2 separate regions of the Homo sapiens genome follow, and region 1 is linked to region 2. Evidence: read pairs that join two places in POLR2A ChIA-PET (ENCODE). Cell type or tissue: GM12878. All regions are shown on one strand. Links, peaks and the distances in the headings refer to the core of each region. The heading gives the core; the rest is flanking DNA.

Region 1 (10,086 bases), core at 989-8,988, 58 kb before region 2:
ATTTTCCAACAGAACATCCCCTTACCCATCCTTTTTAAAATATAAGGGCCCATGGTTCCTGGCTTAGAGACAGCTGTTGTCAGGTCCAGTTGAGCTCTGGAAGAGCAGCTGGGGCTCAATGAGACACATTTGAAGACAGTTTCTCAGGTGCCTGTCCCTACATTGAACAGTTTTCCTCAATAGCATTAAGCCCATGTCCCCATCTGTATTTTCTTATCATACAGAATTATGTGCTAAATTGTCAGAAACTGAAAAGTGATAGTCTTCAACGAAAGAAAAGATTAAACGTTTAAGATTCACTGTCTAAAACACTCATTCCTACTTCTATCACAGCATTAGTAAGCTTTTGTACTATTCATAAAACAGACTGCCTTGTTCACAATAAAATGCTATTCCAATGTAAGGTATTACAACATTTTTTAAGGCTATTTATTGTCCCACCTTAGATGAGTAACAGGATTCCGTGCAATTATGTACGCCAATGTTTATTTTCAAAGAGGTATATTTCCTGTTTATAAATAGCTCAAGGAGAATGTCCAGCACACTGGGAACAGTAGTGGACTGTGGCTCAAAACATCCACGATCACTGTTCACACTAACATGACTAACAGAGTCATTTTCATGGAGCCTCTTGCTATTTACATGTCAGATGCAATGTGTGGAAGACTCACACCTGTAAAGTTTACATAATCTTTAGCTCTCAATTTCTCCACCCTTAAAAAGATCTTCCTTCTCCCTCCAGATAACCTCAAATGGTTATCTAGAAAGACAACCTTATATCTTATGATTACTACTATTACCACTGGTATCATAAATATTTACCATTATTTATAAACACTCTGTCTTCTCTACTGCACTCTAAGCTTCTTGAGGGAAGGGTGCATAATATTTACATCCCTCCCAATAAACAGTATACGTAATAATATCTGATGCAGAAAGGAAAGGAAATAAAGATACAAATAAGATTTCTGTAACTGATTAATGCCCAGAGATTTTAAAAGAAGATTCAGACATTTGAAATGTTTTTAGCAACTTTGAGAAATGTTACCACATTAGACCAAAAGCTATGTTATTTTTCTTCAGTTAGCTATTAAGAGCTCCCAGAGGCTGGGATTAGCTAGCTGACGGCTAACACTTAGGGGATGGAGGAGCGGTCTTGGCCTCCCTTTCCCCTCCAGGGCAGGACTGCAGAGCCAGTACCTTCAGTCTGGTCTTCCTCAAGGTCGCTGCTCACAACCACTCTCAGCACTGCGGACCTCCAGGGCTCTCCCTTGCTAACTCCTCCCGCTCTTCTCCACCGCCTCCCAGGATGGCCACGTTCCCTCTGAGATGCGGCCACTCCCTCTGTGAATCAGGCCATCACAGTATACAGGAGACAACCCCTTAGAGTTCAGCTTTTTTTATCTTCTGTTTGTTTGCTTGTGGGAGTTCAGACTCATTAGTTTGGCATTAAAAAGGTTTCCTCCCCCACGACCAACCTGCCAGCAACTTCTGGATTCCAGAAAACCCTGGGTTTCTGGAAAGCTGGTCTCTTCATAGCCAAAGAGAATATAGTATTACTTTATTTTTTTGAGATGGAGTCTTGCTCTGCTGCCCAGGCTGGAATGCAGTGGTGAGATCTCGGCTCACTGCAACCTCCACCTCCTGGGTTCAAGAGATTCTCCTACTTCAGCCACCCGAGTAGCTGGGATTACAGGCACGCGCCACCATGCTGGCTAATGTTTGTATTTTTAATAGAGATGGGGTTTCACCATGTTGACCAGACTGGTCTTGAACTCCTAACCTCAAGTGATCTGTCCGCCTTGGCCTCCCAAAGTGCTGGGATTACAGGCGTGAGCCACCATTCCCGGCCTAGTATTACTATAATGTCTTGATTTCCTTTCCCCATACAAACAAATATTAATAATAAACTCCTCTATATCTGTCAAATAAGTTCTCCATAATTCCTGTAAATATATTATCCTATCAAAGATTTTTGTATACTTTTCTCCATTTATGTAGTGGCAAACAAGCTAAAAAATACTTTTGCATTATTTTTCTCCCAAAATAAATATCCCTTCTCTTCACTCTCCCTCCTCTACCCTTAAAAAACAGCATGATGGCTGAGCACAGTGGCTCATGTCTGTAATCCCAGCACTTTGGGAGGCCAAGGTGGGAGGATCACCTGAGGCCAGGAGTTCAAGATCAGCCTGGGCAACATAGCAAGACCTCATCACTAAAAAAAAAAAAAAAAAAAGCCAGATATGGCGGTGAGTGTTTGTAATGCTATAATAGCTACTTGGCAGGCTAAGGTAGGAGGATTCCTTGAGCCTAGGTGTTCATGCCATAGTGAAGTAGGATTATACCACTGCACTTCAGCATGGATGACACAGAGAGACCCTGTCTCAAAAACAACAAACAACAAAAACCTCAGCAAGATGGGAAAGAACAGTTTCTTCAACAAATGATGCTAGGAAAACCGGACATCCACATTCAAAAGAATGAATTATATACAAAAATTAACTCAAAATGGACTAAAAACCTAAACATAAGTCCCCAAAGTATAAAACTCCTAGAAGAAAATACAAGGAGAAAGGCATGACATTGGACTAGGCAACGGTTTCCCAATCCAAAACTAAAAGCACAGGCAACAAAAGCAAAAACAGACAAATGGAACTATATCAAACTTTAAAACTTTTGTGCATCAAAGGACCCAATCAGAGTGAAAAGGCAAAATATGAAACAGGAGAAAATATTTGCAAATCATGAATGGATGAGGCTTTAATATCCAGAATATATGAAGAACTGCTGTACCTGAAGAACAACAACACGGCCAGGTGCGGTGGCTCACGCCTGTAATCCCAGCACTTTGGGAGGATGAGGTAGGCAGATCATGAGGTCAAGAGTTCGAGACCAGCCTGGCCAACACAGTGAAACCCCATCTCTACTAAAAATGCAAAAAATTGGCTGGGCATGGTGGTGCGTGCCTGTAGTCTCAGCTTCCCGGGAGGCTGAGGCAGGAGAATCGCTGGAACCTGGGAGGCGGAGGTTGCAGTGAGCTGAGATTGTGCCACTGCACTCTAACCTGGGCAACAGAGTGAGACTCCATCTCAAAAAAAAAGAACAACGCCAAAAAAAATCAAATAGCCTGGTTACAACATGGGCAAAGAATTTAACAGACTTTTTTCCAAAGATGACATACAAATAGCTAACAAGCATATAAAAAGGTGTTCAACATCACTGATCATCAGAAATGCAAATCAAAATCACAATGAAACATCACCTCACACCCATTACAATGGCTACTATTAAAACAAAACAAAACAACAAAGAATAACAAATGTAGGTGGGGATGTGGAGAAATTGGAACCTTTGTGTGTTGTTGGTGTAAAATGGTGTGGGTATTATGGAAAACAGTAAGGTGGTTCTTCAAAAACTAAAAATAGAACTACCATTTGATCCAGCAATCCTACTTCTGAGTAAATATCCAGAACAATCTAAAGCAGGGTATTGAAGAGGTATTTGTAACCCATGTTCATAGTAGCACTATTCACAATAGCCAAAATGTGGAAGAACTCAAGTGCCCACTAACAGATTAATAGATAAATAAAATGTGGTATACATAACAGTAGAATACTATGAACCCGAAGGAAATCTTGTTATAAGCTACAACATGGATGAAGCTTGAGGACATTATGTGAAGTGAAATAGAAAGCCAGTCACAAAAGAACAAATATTGCATGATTCCACCTATAGGAGGTATCTAAAGTATAGGAAATCTTCAATATTAACAATTGGTTCTCAGAAACTATGACTTTAAGTGAAGGGACATATAATGAAACCAATTTTTCTGCAGGCTAATTGATACAAACAAGAGTTAAGTTCCTATGGCATATTTCTGGTCACAAAAATATCACCAAACTTCGAAATACCCAAAACACTTCTAATATTAAGCACTGAAATAAATACGAGTTATACAGACATTTAAGACAGATGAATAAAAATAACCATTTACCCAATTTTTGGTGAATCAGTGAGTGACAGAGGTCAAAATGGTGGTTAAATCAATGAATCAATGTTTGCAAAGTGAAAATTGCAAGTAGCACCTCCTGCCACCACGTTATTTGGAAACAAACAAGAACATAGGGCAGGCTGGGTGAGGTGGCTCACGCCTGTAATCCTAGCATTTTGGGAGGCCAAGGTGGGAGGATCATTTGAGGTCAGGAGTTCAAAACCAGCCTGAACGGCATGGAGAAACCCCGCCTCTACTAAAAATACAAAAATTAGCCAGGCATGGTGACGCATGCCTGTAATTCCAGCTACTTGGGAGGCTGAAGCAGGAGAATCGCTTGAACCCAGGAAGCAGAGGTTGTAGTAAGCCAAGATCACGACATTGCACTCCAGCCTGGATGACAGAGCGAGACTCCATCTCAAAAAACAAAAAACAAGCAAAGAAAAGGAAAACAGGGCATCTTCATTGAGTGCTTTTGTACCACATCGTTTACTGTCGTGTTTTATTGATCATCATTTATTGTATGATGATCATATACTTTACAAATTTTTATTTTACAATAATGTGTGTCCATTTATTCATTCATTTTCCACCCTGCTTATTCTAGTTCAGGGTTGCAGGTGGCTGGAGCCTATCCCAGCAGCTCAGGGAGCAAGATGGGAACCAACCCTGGACGAGACTCCATCCCGTCACAGGGCATACAGCCACACCCACTCACACTGCGACGATTTTAACATCAATTAACCTAACATGTACATCTTTGGGATGCGGGAGGAAACTGTAGTACCAGGAGAAAACCCAAGCAGACATGGGAGAAACACGTAAACCCCACACAGACACTGGTCCCAACTGGGAATCAATTTTTTGTTCTCATCAACATTATAACAAAATCATGTTGAATAAAACAACATTATTTGAGAATCTGCTGTATTCAAATTTATAGACATTGAAAGTAGAACAGTGGTTGCCAGGAGCTGGGGATAAAGCAGGAGTTGCTATTCAATGGATATAGAGTTTCAGTTCTGCAAGATGAAAAAGTTCTGGAGAGCTATTTCACAACAATATAAACATACTTAACACCACTGAACTACACACTTAAAAAGTGTTACGATGGGCCAGGTGCAGTAGCTCACACCTGTAATCCCAGCACGTTGGAAGGCTGAGGCGGGAGCATCACCTGAGGTCAGGAGTTTGAGACCAGCCTGGCCAACATGGCGAAACCCCATCTCTACTAAAAATACAAAAATTAGCTGGGCATGGTGCTGGGCATCTGTAATCCCAGCTACTCGGGAGGCCGAGGCAGGAGAATCGCTTGAACCCAGGAGGCAGAGGTTGCAGTAAGCTGAGATCATGCCACTGCACTCCAGCCTGGGTGACAAGAGCGAAACTCCATCTCAAAAAAAAAAATGTTTAAGATGGTAAATTTTATGTTGGCATTTTACGACAACAGCAGCATGATACACTGGAAAGAGTAGGGTTTGGGTTTTACAGACTCAAATTTGAAACTCTAACAGCTCTGCCACCTACTGTGTGGCCCTGGGCAATTTACCCTCTGAGAATCAGTTTCCTCATCTATATAAATGAGGGTATAAATAATATATATCTTAAAAGTGATCTGAAGAGTAGATGAGAACTGCTGACATAGAAGACACTCACAGCTGGATTCCTTAATTCTTCTTCTGGGGATTGCATCAATGCATCACCCTCATCAAAGCAGCTTACATGAATTAAAGCCTTACTGAGTCTTGCACTGCTCTGCGTGATATGCCAGGAACCACATTTAATACTTGCAGAAAGGAAAGTAGGGAAGACTGTAATCCCCACTTTGCTGATGAGGAAAGCAAAGCAGAGAAGTGGCCTAACCTGCCCAGACAACACAGTAAGTGACGGAGCCTGCTTCATTTTACTTCACAGAGACATGAAACAGAGCTAGCAACACAGAAAATGAAACTGACAGCAAAACACAAAACTCAAAAAGGAGCTGCTATGGTGTGAATGTTTGTGTTCCCTCCAAAATTCATGTTGAAACTTAATCCCCAATGCAACAGTATTAAGTGAGGCCTTTAGGAGGTGATAGGCATGGAGGGCTCTGTGTCACAGATGAGAATAGTGCTTTGTGAAGGGCTGGTGGGAACTTCCACGTCCTTTTGTCACCTCCTGTCATGTGAAGCCACAGCCTTCAAGGTGCCATCCTGGAGAAGATGGCAGCCCTCACCAGACACTGAACCTGCTGGTGCCTTCATTTAGGACTTCCCAGCCTCGAAAACTGTGAAATGTAAGTTTCTGTTATTTAAAAATTACCCAGTCTGTGGTATTTTGTTATAGCAGCAGGAATGCACTAAGACAGGATCACAATATATAAAACAGACCATAAGGACTGTGTCTCAAAAGTCAATTAATGATCAGATAAGATTAAGGAAAACAATTTTATATTTAAAATTTACATTTCCAAAGAATGGTTTAAAAGGTCATGATTTCCCTGCTTACCTTTTAAACAAGTTCATTCCCTCCTTAAGCATTCACTTTAATATTCAGTTGTCTTTCAAGATAGAATTATAACTCTAATTCATAATGCAGTTTAAGTTACTTTATTTCTTACTCCAACTAAGATAGAAAAGAGTTACTTAACACCATCTATGATTAGTAGACGACTAAATTATGTGCCTCCCAAATTTTATTAGAGACCTTTGTGCTACCAAATTTTACAGTAGCCACTGTAATAAACTTCCCAGAAATTGTATCATCTTGGCTATGTCCTAACATGACAACATAGCTGTTAGCAACCTTTCCATACATTCCATTTAAAAAACTCTGTGGAACGAAGACGGTATCCAACTAAGGAAAAAGTTACCTCCTGGCTTTTAACAACAGCCATAAGTAACAAAGTTGAGTTGAGAGAATCAAGTATTCCAGAGGTCAACTCAGTTATGGAGCAGTTCTCAGTTTTGACAGAAACCGACTTGGAGAAAGCTCAGAGATTTTGTCCAGCACAAACACTTCCTGAACTATGGGTTTCTCTTAAAGAGCTAGGGGTTTCTCTTAAAGAGCTAGGGCAGAGCGCTGGCCCTTTCCTTCCCTGTAACCTTGGGGTACAGTGACTACAGTACAAAGTGCTTATTTTGGACGTTTATAATAGACAAGTTCCCTTAGGCTACACAGTGTTACCCACACCTTTTTTTTTTTTACAGTGTTGTCTTTCCCTCTTTGACAACCCCCATTCCAGCTTCAGCCCTAACATGACAACATAGCTGCAGCAATCTTACGTACCTTCCATTTCAAACATTCTTGTGGAACTTAATTGTATACTAAATCGTATGACGTGCCAAGCACTGAGCTAACGGGTTTATATAAGAGGCACAGCATAATGGTAAAAGCAACTGGGGAGTACAACTGAGTTTGAATTGTGCCATTAGACAGCCTTCAGACTTGAAGTGCAACACCGGCTCCTCCCTGGGTCTCAAGTGGATTGGGTCTCTGTGGATTTTAAACTTGCCAGCCTCCAAAATCCTGCAAGCCTATTCCTCAAAATAAGTCTATCTCTTTATCTATCTCTATACAGGCATACCTCGGAGCTACTAAGGGTTCAGTTTCAGACCACCACAATGGAGTGCGTATCACAATAAAGCGAGTCACAAGTTTTTTGGTTTCTCAGTGCATATAAAATTATGTTCACACTACACTGTAGTCTATTAAGTGTGCAAGAGCATTATGTCTAAAGTGTGCAAGAGTATTATGTCTAAAAAGAAGTACAGATCTTAATTTTAAAATACTTTATTGCTCAAAAATGCTAGCAATCATCTGAGCCTTCAGCGAGTCATTATCTTTTGCAGGGTCTTCCTTGATGTTGACAACTGCTGACTGATCAGGATGGTGGCTGCTGAAGCCTGGGGTGGCTGTGGCAATTGAAGAAAACCTCCTTGTGGCAAACAATGTTTCTTTCCTTTTCCTTTTTTTTTTTTTTTTTTTTTGAGACAGGGTCTTGGCCTGTCACCCAGGTGTGATCATAGCTCACTGTAGCCTTGAACTCCTGGACTTAAGCAATCCTTCCACCTCAGCCTCCCAAGTAGCTGGGATTATAGTGCACCACCACACCTGGCTAATTATTTTTATTTTTGTAGAGACAGGATCTCGCTGTATTGCCCAGGCACATCTCAAATTCCTGTGCTCAAGCAATCCTCCCACCTTGGCCTCCCAAAGTGCTGGATTTACAGGCATGAGCTATGCGCCTGGCCACTAGAACATTCGAAATTGAAGTCAATTCTCTCAAACCCTGCCATTGCTTTACTAAGTTTATGTATTATTCTAAATCCTTTGTTATCATTTCAATAATGTTCACAGGAAGTTCATCAGGAGTAGACTACATTTCAAGAAATCACTTTCTTTGTTCATCCATAAGAAGCAACCCCTCATCTGTTCAAGTTTTATCATGAAATTGCAATAATTCAAGTCACAACTTAAGACTCCACTTCTAATTCTAGTTATCTTGTGATTTCCACCACATCTGCAGTTACTTCTTCCACTGAAGTCTTGAGCCCCCGAAAGTCATCCATGAAGGCTGGAATCAACTTCTTCCAAACTCCTACTAATGTTGGTATTTTGACCACCTGCCATAAATCATGAATGTTCTTAATGGCAAGAAGAATGGTGAATCTTTTTCAGAAGGTTTTCATTTTACTTGCCCAGATCCATTAGAGGAATCACCATCTGCAGCAGCTATATAGCCTATGCAATTTATTTCTTAAATAATAAGAATGAAGTTACTCCTTGATCCCTGCGCTGCAGAATGGATGCTGTGTTAATAGGCATGGAAATAACATTAATCTCCTTACACATCTCTCCATCAGAGTTCTTAGGTGATCAGATGCATTGTCAATGAACAATGTTTTAAAAGGAATCCTTTTTTCTGAGCAGGTCTCAACAGTGGGCTTAAAATATTCAGGAAACCATGCTGCACACACATATGTGGTCATCCAGACTTCAGTGTTCCATTTATAGAGCAGAGGCAGAGTAGATTTAGCATAATTCTTAAGGGCTCTGGCTTTTTTGGAATAGTAAATGAGCACTGGCTTCAATTTAAAGTCACTAGGTACATTATCTCCTAACAAGAGAGTCAACCTGCCCTTTGAGGCTTTGAAACAGTGAAGCCAGGCATTCACTTCCCCTCTCCAGCCTTGAGTCCTAGATGGCATCTTCTCCCAACAGAAGGCTATTTTGTCTACACTGACAATCTGTTGTTTGGTGTAGCCACCTTCATTAATTATCTTAGCTAGATCTTCTGGATAACTTGGTGCACCTTCTACATCAGCACCTGCTGCTTCACCTTGCACTTTTATGTTTCGGAGATCTTTCCTCAAGCTTCATGAATGAACTTCTACTAACTTTCCAACTTTTCTTCTGCAGCTTCCTCACCTCTCTCCACCTTCATAGAATTGAAGAGTTAGGGCCTTGCTTTGGATTAGGTTTTGACTTAAGGGAATGTTGTGGCTGGTTTTATGTCCCATTCAAACCACTAAAACTTTCCCTGTATCAGCAATAAAGCTGTTTTGCTGTCTTATCATTTGTGTTTTCACTGGAGTAGCACTTTTTCAAGAACTTTTCCTTTGTATTCCCAACTTGGCTAACTGGTGCAAGAGGCTTAGCTTTCAGCCTGTCTTGGCTTTCAACATGCCTTCCTCACTAAGCTTACTTGTTTCTCGCTTTTGATTTAAAGTGAGAGATGTGTGATTCTTCCTTTCACTGTAACACTTAAAAGATTATTATAGGGTTATTAATTGGTCTAATTTCAATATTGTTGTGTCTCAGGGAATAGGGAGGCCCAAGGAGAGGGTGAGAGATCGGCAAATGGCCAGTAAGTATAGCAGTTAGAACACATACAACATTTATCAATTGAGTGTGATATCTTATTTGGGTGCATTTTTGTGGTATCTCAAAACAATTACAATGGTAACATAAAAGACTGCTGATCACTGGCCGGGCATGGTGGCTCATGCCTGTAATCCCAGCACTTCGGGAAGCCAAGGTGGGTGGATCACGAGGTCAAGAGATTGAGACCATTCTGGCCAACATGGTGAAACCCTGTCTCTACTACAAAGTAC
Region 2 (10,086 bases), core at 1,282-9,281:
AATAAATAATGTAAACCTTTTGTCAAATTGCTCAGAGTAGGTTTCTACTTTGGTTATAAGGAATAAAATTCATGCTTTTGTGTACACACTAGACATCTAAAGCAATCAACTATAGTTAACAAGCAGTGCTCTTACCAAAAGGTAACTCTTACTAGAATCCGGCACACCATTTAATATCAGTATGAGCATATGGTGGGTTTAATAATTGTTTTCCATGTTTATAAGTTTTCTTTAGTTTTATAAGCAGTTAAAAAGAATCCCTTTCACTGAAATACAATCTGTGGTGGGACTTCTAGCTTTTCTCAATCTTACGCTGCTAGATTTATGTCACTGCCAAAGCTATGCAATGGGTGATATTTACACTGTGCTCAAACAAAGCAACCAGAAAAACACATATCACTGAATAATACAGATATTCTGAAGTCAAGCAAGCCAACTTTCATTAACAGATCAATTTCCTTAGAAAAGTTGATGAAACCAAAGACTGAAGTTCAAACAAAAAGCGCTCTCAAGGGCGTATGAATTTCTGGTAACTTATGGGGTAAGAAAAAGAGCAAGAAACTTGGAAGTAGGGAAGAGAAAAAAGAAAAGGAGCAAGAGGGGATAGCCAGCTCTCAAAAGTCTCCAATAGGAAAGCAAAATCTGTATCTAGCCAGTACCAACATGTGAAGAAAGAGTGAGCATAGCAAAATTTAGAAAGGTTGCTTGAAAACCAAACAAAAAACCAAACACCTGTAATCCTAGCACTTTGGGAGGGTGAGGTGGGCGGATTGCCTGCACTCAGGAGTTCAAGAACAGCCTGGGCAACATGGTGAAACCTTGTCTCTACTAAAATCCAAAAAAAAAAAAAAATTAGCTGCGCATGGGCTGGGCGCGATGGCTCACGCCTGTAATCCCAGCACTTTGGGAGGCCAAGGTGGGCAGAACACGAGGTCAGGAGATCAAGACCATCCTGGCTAACACAGTGAAATTCCATCTCTACTAAAAATACAAAAAATTAGCCGGGCGTGGTGGCCCGTGCCTGTAGTCCCAGCTACTCCGGAGGCTGAGGCAGGAGAATCACTTGAACCCAGGAGGTGGAGGTTGCAGTGAGCTGAGACCATGCCACTGTACTCCAGCCTGGCGACAGAGCGACACTCGTCTCAAAAAAAAAAAAAAAAAAAAGTCTCTTTTGGCCAGGTGTGGTGGCTCACACCTGAAATCTCAGCACTTTGGGAGGCCGAGGTGGGTGGATCACTTGAGTCCAGGAGTTCAAGATCAGCCTAGGTAACATGGCAAAACCTCGTCTCTACCAAAAACAAACAAACAAAAATTAGCTGGATGTGGTGGTGCACACCTGTAGTCCCAGCTACTTGGGAGGCTGAGGCAGGAGAATCACCTGAGACCGGGAGGCAGAGATTGCAGAGAACTGACACTATGCCAAGGCACTCCAGCCTGGGTTGACAGAGCAAGACTCTCTCTCTCTCAAAAAAGAAAAAACAAAAAGCCTCCTTTAAAAAATGCAGTTTGATGCTATAAATTTATCAGTTAATAGTTTTTGGGGAAAAAAATGTTTTCTGACATTTCAATAAGAGCTATAGACGAAGTCCAGCATTAGTCATCATTCTGGACTAAGTCGGGAAATCTGGAATCTCTTCCCAGCTCTGGGAGGTACAAAGTTTTAAAAAATAAGTTAAGGTCAAAATGTTAGAAAACATTCAATTTATTTCCTTATTAACTCAATTGTTCACTCATAAACGACAGTAACACTTGGTGCTATGGGTCATGCACTGAGGTCAGAACAAGGAACAGAAGAAAATGAGGTAAATTGATAAATCTTTTTGCAGGCTGAGAAGGGAGAGAATGCTGGCATGCCTACTCTGTGCTGGCTTTTTTTTGTTTGTTTGTTTTTGAGATGGCGTCTTATTCTGTTGCCCAGGCTGGAGTGCAGTGGTGCAATCTTGGCTCACTGCAAGCTCTGCCTTCTGGGTTCACGCCATTCTCCTGCCTCAGCCTCCCAAGTAGCTGAGACTACAGGCACCCGCCACTACACCTGGCTGATTTTTTGTATTTTTAGTAGAGACAGGGTTTCACCATGTTAGCCAGGATGGTCCCGATCTCGTGACCTCGTGATACGCCCACCGTGGCCTCCCAAAGTGCTGGGATTACAGGCGTGAGCCACCGCGTCCAGCCCTCTGTGCTGGGTTTTATGATGTCATCCAATAACTCACAGCTATGTAATTTATTTCCTTTTTACAGATAAAGAAATGGGGGCTCCGAGCAGTCAAGAAGAACATGCCCCAAGTTATTCGTCAGTGAGGCGGAAATTGTGGTGTACTTGTGTAAGTTCACATTTTATACTTTACCATTATACTGTGCTCCAAATTATCTGATATTTACTTTCAAAGCATGTGTAGAAAGTTTACTATGATGATGCAGAGACATTGTACAGAATCCAGTCCCTTGACTCTCAGGTCCCCAGAACACTCACTTCACGATTTTGTTGACCTCTTCTGTCAACTTAAACCTGGCACTCTCTTGGCTGGCTTTCTCTGCTCTTTCTGGGCACTCCAAAGCTTCTGTACTTACATGCTACAATTCCAGTCACAGGAAGATGCTGAGTTCTTTAGTCCCAGATCCATATTCCTGAGAAAACCTAATTGCCTAGGCTCAGGTCATAACTCTGTATCTGTTTCAGTTGATTATGGCTGGGCCTACTGCCCCTCTGTATGGTGGTGGGGCAGAAGTTCCCAGAGAGAGGCAGGGGTGACAGGGACTGTTGTCTCAAATGCTAGGCAGACATCTGGAGTGGTAACCACTACATCTGTTCACAGTGAGCACATCCTTGCAGGGAAACTGGGTTAATCATCTCTATTATTGAAACTCAGAGGTATAGTGTTTCTTCATAGGAATTTTCTTTCCTTATTTGAGATGGGGGTCTCACTTTGTTGCCCAGGCTGGAGTGCAGTGGTGTGTGATCTTGGCTCACTGCAGCCTCCCCTCCCGAGTTCAAGTGATTCTCCTACCTCAGCCTGCTGAGTAGCTGGGACTACAGGCATGGGCCAACATGCCTGGCTAATTTTTGTATTTTTCGTAGAGACAAGTTTTCACCATATTGGCCAGGCTGGTCTTGGACTCCTGACCTCAGGTGATCTGCCCACCCTGGCCTCCCTAAGTGCCGGGATGACAGGTGTGAGCCATCGCGCCCGGCCTATTTATAGGAATTTTCTGTAGGTATATAAGTAATAATTTGAAGGTCCCAACTAGATGCCTTTTCGTGTAACCGTATCTTGAATGGAACATTTTCTTTCTACGTAATTATACATAAATAACCCAATGCTTTTTAATACCCACGAAAAACCATTAGCTCAAAGACACTTGCAAACTTGTATCAGGTTGTTCTCCTTGGTGTGTATTAAGTTTGAAGCAAAGGGGATTTTCAGATACCAAGACGAAGCAGAAGTCTTCCACCAAGTTGAAATCATCACGTTGCAATTTAATCATATGATACAACCAATTTTTTGATGTGTTATGCCATTCGCCAAATACCAAAAATTTTTTAGGGGAAACTTTACATCCTCAATACTATACACTTCCAGCTACACCACCACCTAACAGGGACTTTAAAAAGAATACAAAGTATGGTATGCCTTCTCAGTGCCTTGTTAGTAATTCAGTTACAGTTCTGCCGAACTTTCTTTAAAGGAATACAATTCTCAATCTTACACCGTTCAGAGCACAAGCATAGCTTATTGTATACAAGAGATGTGCATCAGTTCCCACTCCTCAGGGACTGTATGAATTTGGCTTTTTTTTGACGGAGTCTCACTCTGTCACCGGGCTGGAGTGCAGTAGTGTGATCTTGGCTCACTGGACTCTGCCTCCCGGGTTCAAGTGATTCTCCTGCCTCAGCCTCCCAAGTAGCTGGGACTACAGGTGCACACCACTATGCCCAGCTGATTTTTTGTGTGTTTTTAGTAGAGATGGGGTTTCACCATGTTGGCCAGGATGGTCTTGATCTCTTGACCTCATGATCTACCCGCTTTGGCCTCCCAAGGTGCTGGGATTACAGGCATGAGGCACTGTGCTGGGCCAAATTTGGTTCTTAGAAACCAAGGAGTGATGTGTGCACCAGGCCCAGGGCTGAAGAGCTGCTTCTCACTAGATGCCTCTCTTGGTCTGGCTGCTGTGTCCAGTCCTATGCAGGGTTAGCTCTGTTCCTCCTTCTTGTGGCATCTGTGTTTCTCTTTCTGCTCTGTCTCTCCCCATATCCTAGTCCAAACATCCAAAGAAATTAATTACCTCCAGGAGATCGAGACCATCCTGGCTAACACGGTGAAACCCCGTCTCTACTAAAAATACAAAAAATTAGCCGGGCATGGTGGCGGGCGCCTGTAGTCCCAGCTACTTAGGAGGCTGAGGCAGGAGAATGGCGTGAACCCGGGAGGCAGAGCTTGCAGTGAGCCGAGATCGCGCCATTGCACTCCAGCCTGGGCGACAGAGCAAGACTCTGTCTCAAAAAAAAAAAAAAAAAAAAATTAATGACCTCTGCCCCTAACTGAACAAAGCCCTTCATCTAAGGCCACCCTTTGGTTGGCAGCCTTAGCCAGACATCTGCTTCTGGTCAAATCAATGTCTTGTCTACAGGGAGGCCCAGTGCTGTTTCTAGTTTTAGCTGGATGCAGGGTGTCAGACATGGCAGGTACTACGGTCTACCTGGTGGGTATCAAAGAGTTGGTCGATGTTCTCTCGACAACCTAATAGGGACCAATCGTGTAAGGCCAGTAGTAAAGGAGTTTGAAGTTCCCTTTCAGAAACCAATTAACAACCCCAAAGAGACAGTGTGTAACATAAAAGAGCAGCCATAAAAATATACAGTTAAACATATTTAATAGAAATATTAAAATAATCATTACACTTCCTCTCATTGCAGAAACCATGAAAGAATATGCCTTTTGTAATCAAAGTAATTTTTTATCATGCAAAAAATTATTTTGTTATGACATTCGTAAGCAGAGACTATATTTCAAAACAAGTTTATACAGACTTCAAAAGGTCTAAAGTCAAAGAGAAAGTGAAATATATTTAAATATGATTAGTTACATCGTATGCAGCTGGCATACTCATATTCACAGTTTATAAAGTAAAAAAACTAAACTCTTCATGTCAGCTCTGAAATAGATGCATTTTCATTAATACATTCACTAGTTAGGTCTGTTCTTCTAAGACAGGAGGAAAGATGAGATATATGAGCTATTTTTTAAAGAACAAACTCAACATATCAGCAGCAAATTTCAGTTAAACTGAATTGGAAACCAATGTTCTGTGTAACCAAAGTGCAAAGCCAGTTCTCCAGCTCAGAAAGAAAATTAAATTAAGAGTATAAACTGAAGGCTTAAGAGAACTTCAGAGAGCATACTGTGTGATTAACACATAAATATTACAAATTATCCAATTTTTGATTTAAGAACAACACAGTTTGGATCTAGTCATTAAAACATATGCAGAGGTGTCAAAGGCAAGTAACACTACCACCTAAGGTTATTCGGAGGAACTGTGACGATGTAGCACGGACCTCTAAGGTGTCTAAAATCCCTTCTGATGGAAAGCTTATGGAACACTATCTGCCAAAAACACTGAAAGCACCACTTTTATATTTAGATCCAATGCTGAGTGATATAGTCACTGTTGTGATAGGTTTTTATTTGGGAAAATGGAGAGGATTCTCAAAACAGATTCATGGCTTGCATGCAGTGACACCCTATCAAGAGCCTGGAAAGACACCATGAAATCACCTCAACTCAAGTGTGGGCCCACCTACTCATAGTCAGTGTTACACTAGCCAGCTCTAGGGCTCTGACAACATAATGAGTTTTGAGATAGTATACTTTAAAGAAAAAAAGAAGAGTTTATTTTAAAGCAAATAACTAAACTGTATTTTAACTTAGCATAATTAACTGCAGCATATTTACTTCATAGCCCCTTAACATGTCACTTTTACCAACAAAGCTTTTTCCTTCATATTCTAATCACAAAAATTTCTCAACAATTTATAACAATCTGTAACTCTGACCTTGCAATAAATAGTCATAAAACGTTATTTTTATTTTATTACTATTATTTTTAGAGACAAGGTCTCGCTCTGTTCCCCGAGCTGGAGTGCAGTGGGAGTCACAGCTCACTAGCCTCAAGCAATTCTCCAGCCTCAGCCTCCCAAAGTAGTGGGATTTCAGGCATGAATCACCACACCTGGCCTTGAAACATTATTTTTAAAGCCTAAATTCCAGTTGGTATGGTACCAAAATTTAGTTTAACTTCAAAATTCACAGTACTGCCGAGAAATGGGCGGGTCCTGAGGTTCCAGAGAAGTGGGGAGTGAATTCATTCCTGGTGGTTTTATTCTGGCAGCATGCATGGGAAATCACATGAGTTAGAGGGCTGTGGCCTGCTATCAACACTTCAAGCTGTTGTACTTTTACTTCAAGATGAAACTTTTAAAATACATCTGTCATATAGATGTACAAATATATGTAGATGCAAACATATATACACACTTTTTGACAAAAGAATTGTGGTAATATACGTGAACCATTTTTGTAAATAGATTCTATTTGGTTAATAAAAATATTCCTTCCATCAACCTATCGAAGTCCAGACCAACTATGAAGATAGGATGCCCATCCAGAAGAACGGGAAGCATTTTCTTCCTCACCTTTGGAAAGTAAAACAAAAAAAAAAAGAAAAATAAAAGAAAAAAGAGAGTATTAAAATTTCTCAATGTAAAATCTATATTTTAGAATCACTCTACAATATAAGCAAATAATGTGTTTTTTACTGATTACATGCCTTTTTTTTGGGGGGGGGGGTTCTTTTTTTTTGAGACAGGGTCTTGCTCTGTCACCCAGGCTGGAGTGCAGTGGCGTGATGAGACTTCAATGCAGCCTTGATCTCCCAGGCTCAAGTGATTCTCCCACCTCAGCCTCCCAAGCAACTGGGACCACAAGGTGTGTGCCACCATGCCTGGGTAATTTTTTGTTTTTTTTGTGGAGATGCGGGTCTCACTGTTTTCCAGGCTGGTCTCAAATTCCTGGGCTCAAGTGATCCTCCCACTTCAGCCTCACATTGTTGGGATTACAGTCACGAGCCACTGTACCCATCCATATGTCATTCTTTAGACACACTACTTACTAAATTTCTCTTTTTAAAGGATATACTGAATTTCCGGTTGAGCCAACTTAACAGCTAATTTTCTATTTTAGCTTTAAAACATTGATAAGCAACATGAAGCAATCTAGAACTTAACCTTTAAATGGCTTTATTAAAGAAATCCAGCTATGAAAATCATGCAGAAATGATTATTTACAAACAATCCTACCAGCACATAAGAAATTCTTCTTCTATTCTGAAATACCATCTTCTCACAATATACTTTGATGTTATGAATCAATGTCTGTTCTCGAACATTATTTGTCTTTCTCCATTAAACAATACCAAAATAAAATTTCCAGCACAACTAAGTATTGTTGACGATAAGAGGATTTAAAAAAAAATTCTTTTAAAACAGAAGCTTATATACAACTTAGAATCTAAAACCAATAGATTTATGGTAAACCTTAAAACTGAACCAAAACAAACAAAAACCAAAGTTTTAATCATTTAAAAATCATGTTTATTGAGGTACAACTTACTTATAGTAAAACCTGCCCTTTTCAGCATATAGCACTGAGTCTTGACAAATGCACAGTTACGTACCACCACCGACCAAGGCCTGGCACATTTTCACCTCCTCAAAGTTCTCCCTGGCTGCTTCTCCCACTCCTTGGCAACCGCTAACCTGTTTTCTGTCCTTATAGTTCTGCTTTTTTCAGAGTGTCATATAAGTAGAATCACACTGTACATAGTATTTTGAGTCTGACCTCTGTCAACTGGCATAAGGCATTTGAGAATTATCCATGTTGCTGTACTGGCAGTGCATTCTTTTTTATTGCTGAGCAGTATTCAATTGCATGGCTGTACCAGTTTATTCATTTGCCAGTTGAAGGATAACTGAGATCTTCCTCGTTTTTAGCAATTTTAAAGAAAGTTTCTATGAATAATTGTGTACAGGTTTTTAATTAAATGTTTTGGAGATATAATTCATATACCACATAATTCACCTTTTTAAAGTGCATAAGTCACTGGTTTTTAATATATTCACAAGGTTTGTGCATAGGTTTTTGTGTGAATACTGGTTTTCATTCCTCTTGGATAAAGATTTAATTTGGTATTATCCTTCCAGACACCTTTCTGTGTTTTCATACGTATATATGTATGTCAGTTTGACCTTAGGCAGAGTAGCATTTTCAAAATTTTACATGGGGAAATTTTCTAGAGTTAAAGCCATTTTATTTTTCTGTTCTGTCTGGTTTTATCTGCGTGTTATTTACAATCTGCTGCGTAACAAATTACAAAGTTAGTACCTTAACACATATTTATTTCACAGTTTCTGTGGGTCAGGAGATCAGAAATGGTTCTATTTCAAGGACTCTCACAGGGCTGCAATCAAGATGTTGGCATGGCTGGGGTCTCATCTGAAGGCTGGACTGGAGAAGAATCTACTTCCAAACTTATGTGGTAGTTGGAAGAATTTAGTTCCTCAAGGCCGCTAAACTGATGGCCTGTGTTCCTTGCCTATGGGATGGTAGCTTGCTTCAACAAAGTGTGCAAGCAGAGAAGACAGAGAGTCCGCTAGCAAGATAGAAGCCACAATCTCTTGTAATCTATCATTTTTGCTGTATTCTACTGGTTAAAAATAACTCATTAGGTTAGCCTACTGGCTCTCAAGGGGAAGAGATTATACAAAGGCATGAATTTCTGGAGGAGGGAATGAGGGCAAAGAATTCTGAGAAGTCTGTCTTCCACAATCTGAAGAACTTCTAGAAAGTAGGAGGAAGCGATATTGCTTAGGGATGGACAACTTGGCACTGGTTATGTATTTCAAGTGAGGTAACCTTGTTCCCAAGAATAAAGAGAACCAGACGACTGTAAACATTTCCCTAAACTGAAATGCAGACTGTTGTATGTTCCCCTGAAATGAATGGTGTAAGCTGAATATAAGATTTTTGACAAAAATTTTGCTGTGTTCTCAGATCTGGCAGGCCCCTGCCCTTGTGCAAACAATGTTCCTGGCAGCTATTCATCTCCTTAGGTAAATAAGAATTGGAGAAAAGCTGTGCTAAGATAGGATGCATTTGCTCTTGCCTTGGAAGGTTGTTTTCTGATAAGGTTCTATATCCTCAGCAAATCAAATCAGGCACTTACAGTGTGAGTATGCATTCTCTGCCTGCCAGTCTGGAGATGATCAAAAAGCCTATAACAGGCTTGGCCTATTTTCCTATTGGGTTGCTGGGCTTTTTTTTCGTCTTTATTTACTTGTAGAGAGTTTTAGACCTCTGTGTATGTATGGTGTACAAGTGACAATATTCAGATCTGTAAACTGTAACACAGTCTGGGAGCAAAGAAGATATAGAAAAATGACTTTTACTTCCTGCTTGAGTAGTAAAATTGAGATTCAAATTTTGCATATAGAAGTACTATATGGCTAACTTATTTGGGGAGCAAAACTGACTTACCATAAGTCTACCTGAAATAGAAATGAAACACTCAATTTGTGAAATATGCTGAGTTTTAATGTGTGTGGGGGCAAGGTGAATTAACATTTGTGATGCAAGGAGAGGAGCAATCTATACTTACCAGTGTCTATTTGACATTGTTTGGGGACTACTGTTACACTCTAAGTCACTTTACCTTATAACGCAGAGTTGTAACACGCTACTCTGAGCAGCTCATGACATCTGCTTGAAATTTAAGTTGGGCCCCTAATATGTGTTAATTATAAGGACTTTGATGTTGCTTTTCCGAGTTGGGTAACCTACTTTACCCCCTAAGCTAATGTTTCCCAAATACACCCAAACCCACAGAAAGGAAAACTATTCCTCATTAACTTACAGCCAACATCATAAACATTTTATATCTAGAGCTGATGATACAGTCAGGTATTTACCAACACTCATGTATATATGTAGAGTTTCAAGAAATAATTGCTTACCCTTACTAGATGCAACATAT

The links. ChIA-PET counts read pairs that join two places held together with the same protein. Peaks named below come from ENCODE experiments on the same cell type or tissue, not always from the same donor. Only the 100,000 strongest peaks of a DNase experiment are listed, where the experiment ranks them.
Region 1: POLR2A ChIA-PET joins it to region 2 with 9 read pairs; 2 of 35 experiments call an interaction of 5 or more read pairs at or near these places.

What each region holds. Positions count from the first base shown.
Region 1 is chr2:108,561,915-108,572,000 of GRCh38, reverse strand. The region is part of intron 1 of LIMS1 (LIM zinc finger domain containing 1); the gene reads right to left. Among named protein-coding and RNA genes, the nearest start is that of LIMS1, 32 kb to the right of the region's middle. RefSeq lists an enhancer at 5,935-6,024. In GM12878, for the core only: no CTCF peak of the experiment used is centred there; a DNase peak (open chromatin) is centred at 5,940; H3K4me3 peaks cover 665 bases; H3K27ac peaks cover 992 bases.
Region 2 is chr2:108,504,165-108,514,250 of GRCh38, reverse strand. GCC2 (GRIP and coiled-coil domain containing 2) reads right to left here. Exons shown (of 23, transcript NM_181453.4): 23 at 4,836-6,691. The coding sequence ends at 6,621. GCC2-AS1 (GCC2 antisense RNA 1) reads left to right here. Exons shown (of 3, transcript NR_135290.1): 2 at 2,239-2,321; 3 at 6,630-6,724. Among named protein-coding and RNA genes, the nearest start is that of GCC2-AS1, 25 kb to the left of the region's middle. In GM12878, for the core only: no CTCF peak of the experiment used is centred there; no DNase peak of the experiment used is centred there.